Linked DNA regions of Homo sapiens: region 1 is linked to region 2. Evidence: chromatin loops called from intact Hi-C (ENCODE). Cell type or tissue: OCI-LY7. All regions are shown on one strand. Links, peaks and the distances in the headings refer to the core of each region. The heading gives the core; the rest is flanking DNA.

Evidence for each region. Hi-C counts contacts between places; a loop is a spot of excess contacts. Peaks named below come from ENCODE experiments on the same cell type or tissue, not always from the same donor. Only the 100,000 strongest peaks of a DNase experiment are listed, where the experiment ranks them.
Region 1: it touches region 2 in a loop (6-fold over the local background); 13 of 110 quality-filtered maps call a loop at or near these places.

The regions. Positions count from the first base shown.
Region 1 is chr15:43,827,184-43,830,039 of GRCh38, forward strand. It overlaps WDR76 (WD repeat domain 76), which reads left to right. Exons shown (of 13, transcript NM_024908.4): 2 at 782-1,183. Among named protein-coding and RNA genes, the nearest start is that of WDR76, 1.6 kb to the left of the region's middle. In OCI-LY7, for the core only: no CTCF peak of the experiment used is centred there; a DNase peak (open chromatin) is centred at 1,108; H3K4me3 peaks cover 2,500 bases; H3K27ac peaks cover 2,500 bases.
Region 2 is chr15:43,776,092-43,778,990 of GRCh38, forward strand. ELL3 (elongation factor for RNA polymerase II 3) reads right to left here and starts at 875. Exons shown (of 11, transcript NM_025165.3): 1 at 679-875; 2 at 418-453; 3 at 1-60. The coding sequence starts at 810. It also overlaps a transcript of SERF2 not described here. RefSeq lists enhancers at 316-844, 338-387, 998-1,207 and a silencer at 828-937. In OCI-LY7, for the core only: CTCF peaks have their summits at 1,471 (motif pointing left) and 1,672; DNase peaks (open chromatin) are centred at 210, 940 and 1,370; H3K4me3 peaks cover 2,449 bases; H3K27ac peaks cover 2,461 bases.

The DNA.
Region 1 (2,856 bases), core at 1-2,500, 51 kb after region 2:
TGGCACCGGGGGTAGGCGGGGGATCCCTGCCCTTAGGCCTTCAGCTTTGACGAAAGGTTCTTATCAATAACCCGAGAAATAGTGGGAGAGTCACATCTGGGATTCCCTTTCTTCAACCTTCTGCGTTTTCTTCTGCCACAGTTATGATCGGCTTCACACTCTTTAAATAATTCCAGACAATCCGCAGCTGACAGTTGGGGTATTTGCCCCAGTCACAAATGCTAGTCATTATTATTATTGGTCTGGAAAACTTATGGGCAAATGTGCCCAGTAAGTGAATTCTACTGAGGTTAAGGTTAGTGAATTACATATCTAGGATTTTGGAGGGGAAAATAAGTTTTCTTACGAAGGGTGTCAATTTGGATTTATTTATTTTTTTGAGCTTAAGTCTCACTCTGTTGCCCAGGCTGGAGGGCAGTGGTGTGATCTCGGCTCACTGCAACCTCCGTCTCCCGGGTTCAAGTGATTCTTCTGCCTCAGCCTCCTGAGTAGCTGGGACTACAGGCGTGTGCCACTATGCCCAGCTAATTTTTGTATTTTTAGTAGAGACAGGTGGTTTCATTATGTTAGCCAGGATGGTCTCGATCTCCTGACCTCGCGATCTGCCCGATTGGGCCTCCCAAAGTGCTGGGATTACAGGCGTGAGCCACTGCACCTGGCCTCAATTTGGATTTATATTGTCTTTGGGAAATGGGAATTATTAGATCTGTTAGGGATCCTGTAAGAAAAGGCACAGGACTTGGAGTTCTAATATTCTGTTTTCTTTTATTGATCTGAATAGGTAAATGAATATAAAGAAAATCAAAACATCGCTTATGTGTCTCTGAGACCAGCACAGACTACAGTTTTAATAAAAACAGCTAAGGTCTATCTTGCCCCCTTTTCACTCAGTAATTACCAGCTAGACCAGCTTATGTGCCCCAAATCCCTATCAGAAAAGAATTCTAACAATGAAGTGGCGTGTAAGAAGACTAAAATAAAGAAAACTTGCAGAAGGATTATACCTCCAAAGATGAAAAACACATCTTCCAAGGCAGAATCCACGCTGCAAAATTCATCCTCAGCTGTTCATACTGAAAGTAACAAGCTACAACCCAAGAGAACGGCAGATGCGATGAATCTCAGTGTTGATGTGGAAAGTAGTCAGGATGGAGACAGTGATGAAGATACCACACCATCCCTGGTAAGAACTTAATTAGTAGCTTGTTCTGGTTTCTCTTTTTTGAAATTTGAAGTTCTGATAAATCGAAGTTTTTCGAGGATCTCTCTGGTACAAACAAGTTATTTCATCATCTAATGTAAGTATAAATGTAATAATACATTTTTATTATTTTTAAGGTTTAACAAATAACTTCCTTGGGTTATTTTTGCTCTTGCTGTTGATGTGTCAATGAAAGGATTGACTTAATCTTTACTCTGCTTCCTTTTTTCTTTCTCTAAACTAACTGCATATATTTTTGGGTTTAGTCATACTTTATGGTGCCTTTCTCACCTTTACATGTTTATGTACAGTATATCAGAAGTCATCAGTTTGTGGGACATGGTATTGACTGACCTTTGATATCAGGGTAGGGAAACATAAATTGATTCTATGGTTGTGTTGAATAATATTTCCTTTAAATGCAAAACGAGACAAATGACAGAGTAGGTAAGATACATGAGAAACACATTTGTTCTGTGTAATTCCAATCAATTTAAGGAATTTGGTGTGTAATTTTTTTCTTTTTTTTTTTTTTGGAGACAGAGTCTCGCTCTGTCGCCCAGGCCAGAGTGCAGTGACGCTATCTCGGCTCACTGCAACCTCGGCCTCCCAGTTTTAATAGATTGTCCTGCTTCAGCCTCCTGAGTAGCTGGGATTACAGGCGCGTGCCACCACACCTGGTTAATTTTGTGTTTTTAGTAGAGACGGGGTTTCACCATGTTTGTCAGGCTGGTCTCTAACTCCTGACCTTGTGATCCACCCGCCTCAGCCTCCCAAAGTGCTGGGATTACAGGGGTGAGCCACTGCGCCCAGCCTGGTCTGTAATTCTTTTGGCTTCTGCTGCCTACCAGGAGCGCCGTGCTCCATTCAAAGTGACAAATTTTAACTGGACAAGATAAAACATACATAGCACATGACACAATGTTGATGGAACTCAGAAAACAGAAAATGATCCTAGGGAAAGGGAGATACTATAATTGAAGGCTTGTTGTTATGAAATAGAAGTTTGCTTTATGCTTTCTCGTCCCAGAGTTAAGAACCAGGACTCATAGTGGGACAGCATGGGGTAAGTATTAAATGAATTGGACTTGGGGTTGAGAGCCTAGCATGGCCACTTTTTTTTTTTTTTTTTTTTTTTTTTGAGACGAGTCTTGTTCTGTTGCCCAGGATGGAGCGCAGTGGCATGATCTCGGCTTACTGCAAGCTCCTCCTCCCGGGTTCACACCATTCTCCTGCCTCAGCCTCCTGAGTAGCTGGGATTACAGGCGCCCGCCACCATGCCCGGCTAATTTTTTATATTTTCAGTAGAGACAGGGTTCCACCATGTTCGCCAGGATGGTCTCGATCTCCTGACCTCATGATCCGCCCGCCTCGGCCTCCCAAAGTGCTGGAATTACAGGCGTGAGCCACCGCGCCTGGCCTAGCACGGGTACTTCTAAGAAACCTTGTTCCTTTAAGCAAATGACCTTAGGGGATTGGATAAAATCTGTGGTTCTCAAACTTTAGGCTATATCAGAATTACATGGAGAGTTTGTTAAAACTCCATTGCAGGGCCCCACCAACAGTTTCTGATTCAGAAGTTGGGGCATACAATTTGCATATCTTTTTTCTTTTTCTTTCTTTCTTTTCTTTTTTTTTTTTTAATGGAGATGTTG
Region 2 (2,899 bases), core at 1-2,500:
ACACTGGGACACTATGAAGGAGAAGAGGCAGGACCAACCAGGGCCTGGGAGTCTCAGATACTGGGGGTGGAAGGAGACGGTAAGCCCCATGAAGTCAGCCCCTCCCCCTCCTGCCGCCGCCACTCGTCCGGGAGCCAGTCCGTAAGTAAGACTAAGACGGGTCCCACAGGGCTTGTTAGCACACCAGGTGCAGCTGGGCCTGAGTTCCCCAGGAGGCCGAAACAGCACAGTCCCCTCAAACCACAGCCCCCTGGGACAACCCCAGCAGCCTCCTCGCCCCACTTGGAGTTCAGTTATCGGAACTACCTCAGACCGTGACTACTCGCAGCCTCCGGCCCCGACCGCACCTTCCACCTCCAGCCCACGTTTATGCTCCCTCGCCCTCACCTCGCTCACACACCCTGAGCTCGCACTTACCCCTCGGTGGCCTTGGAAAGCAATCACCGGCCGTACCTGCGGGGAGAGCGAAGATGTGACCGTTGAGCGCAGGTGAAGCAGTGTCCCCAGGATCCGGCGTCCGGAGCCCGGGATCACCTGCCTAGCGGGCTTCACTTGGAGAGGTGGGGAGGCCAGAGCTTGCGGAAGCCGCTCCCTCTCCCCTGCACCTTCTCCAGGGTCGCCGGCTGAGGCCCAAGGTCCCTAGGGGCAGTGACTAGAGAAGAAGGGGGCCGGCCGTACCTGTTGCCGCTGACACTCTTGCAGCGCCCGCAGGGCAGCGTCGTTGAGCCTGAGCAGTAAGAGGCTAGTCCGGGCAGCTTGCGTGAAGCAGAGCCGGAGCTGTCCTCTCAGAGGCTCCTGGAGCTCCTCCATGGCGACGAGTTCGAGTGCAAGCAGCACGGGGGCCACAGGCGAGGGCCACCACCGCCACCTCCTCTGTTCAGGGTTTGGTTGGCACACCCGGTAACCCACGTCTGCCCCACCCTCCGCCAGGAACCCGCCCCCGGCCCCACCTCCCGCCAGCGCCACCCCAAGCTTTCCCAGCCGCGTGGGCGGCGCTTCGCTCTCCCCGGCCAACCGCCCGGACCTCGGCGCTTTCTTCTAGGATCCGCATGAATCGCTTTGGGCTATCGGAAGAGCTATCCCCAGTTCTCGGGAGAAAGAGTCCGCGACCAGCGTCTGACCTCTCACTCAGAGTCCCCAGTCCTGCCTTAGTTTCCCCAGCGACCCTGAATTTGGAGTTGCTGTCTCTAAGTGAAAGCTGAACCTGCAACCCCTTGAGGGTTTCAGCCGCAGAGGGGCGGGAGAAAGGGCCTGGTTGGTAGGCGGGCTCAGCGGTTCGCGCCCAGTTAGCCCCGAGCTTCGGAGACCCGAGAGACCAGAGGATGGCTGACACGAAGGGGCACCCGAGACAGCGCCTGGGCTTTTTCCCGCCCGCGGTTCCACCGCTCTGAAACCGATTTCTAACAGAGAGGTAATTGGGGCCCTGCGGTTGTGGTGGCAGCAGTGAAAGTTGGCTGTCACCGACTGGAGCGCCCCCAGTTGGTGGGCAGGGATACGGGCGCGGGTAGTGGCAGGAAAGTTGCAGGGCAGAGAGCCAGAACCCAGTCCTAGGTCTCACCTCGTGGCCTAAACACGCGTCAGAGTGGTGAGACCGCTCCCTGAGGAGGGCCAGGAGCTGCCATGAAGTCGCCAGGCATTCCAGAGGGCCAGATCCTGGTGCACTGAGACCCCAGCACCAACCTCTGGCCAGCCCTTGGTGTCTCCACTTGTTCCTGTTTGATTATGTTTCCCAAGAGCCCCGATGTTGTCCTGTTTCCTAAACAGGATCCCTCTGTTAAATCCCTGGACCTGCACAATCCCCGGGAACCTTAACGTCCTCTACTACAAATAAAATTACCTATACATTTGTCAAAACTCATAAAAAAAAAATACATTTTTTTTTTTTTTTTTGAGACGAAGTCTTGCTCTGTCGCCCAGGCTGGAGTGCAGTGGCACGATCTCCGCTCACTGCAAGCCCCGCCTCCTGGGTTCACGCCATTCTCCTGCCTCAGCCTCCCGAGTAACTGGGACTACGGGCACCCACCACCACGCCTGGCTAATGTTTTGTATTTTTAGTAGAGATGGGGTTTCACCGTGTTAGCCAGGATGGTTTTGATCTCCTGACCTCGTGATCCACCCGCCTCGGCTTCCCAAAGTGCTGGGATTACAGGGATGAGCCACCGCGCCCGGCTAATACACATAAAATTTGTATGTAAATTATACTTCAATAAAGTTGATCTTTAAAATCTGTGCTATTTCTGTTTCTCTGCGGCAATATCCTAATCTGATAAACAGTTGTGGTAATGGATAAAGCTGGTCTCTTAGCTGGGCATGGCGGTGCATGCCTGTAGTCCCAGCTACTCAGGAGGCTGAAGCAGGAGGATCGCTTGAATCCATGAATCAGGTTGCAGTGAGCCATGTTTTCGCCACTGAACTTCAGCCTGAGCAACAGAGAGAGACCCTGTCTCAAAAAAAGAAAAAAAGGCCAGGCGCGCTGGCAGATTCCATCTCAAAAAAAAAAAAAAAAAAAAAAAAAAAAAAAAAAGAGGCTGGGTGCGGTAGCTCATGCCTGTAATCCCAGCACTTTGGGAGGCTGAGGCAGGTGGATTACCTGAGCTCAGGAGTTCGAGACCACCCAGGGCAACATGGTGAAACCCTGTCTCTACTAAAACTACAAAAAAATTAACCAGGTGTGGTGGCGCACACCTGTAGTCCCAGCTACTTGGGAGGCTGAGGCAGGAGAATCGCTTGAGCCCCAGAGGTGAATGTTGCAGTGAGCTGAGATCACGCCACTCCACTCCAGCTTAGGCTGGAGTGAGACTCCATCTCAAAAAGAAACCTGAGTTTTGCTGAATACGGGGACAGAGAAATGGGAGTCATGGTGGAGGAAATAGGATCAAGAAAAAGTTTTAAGATGGGA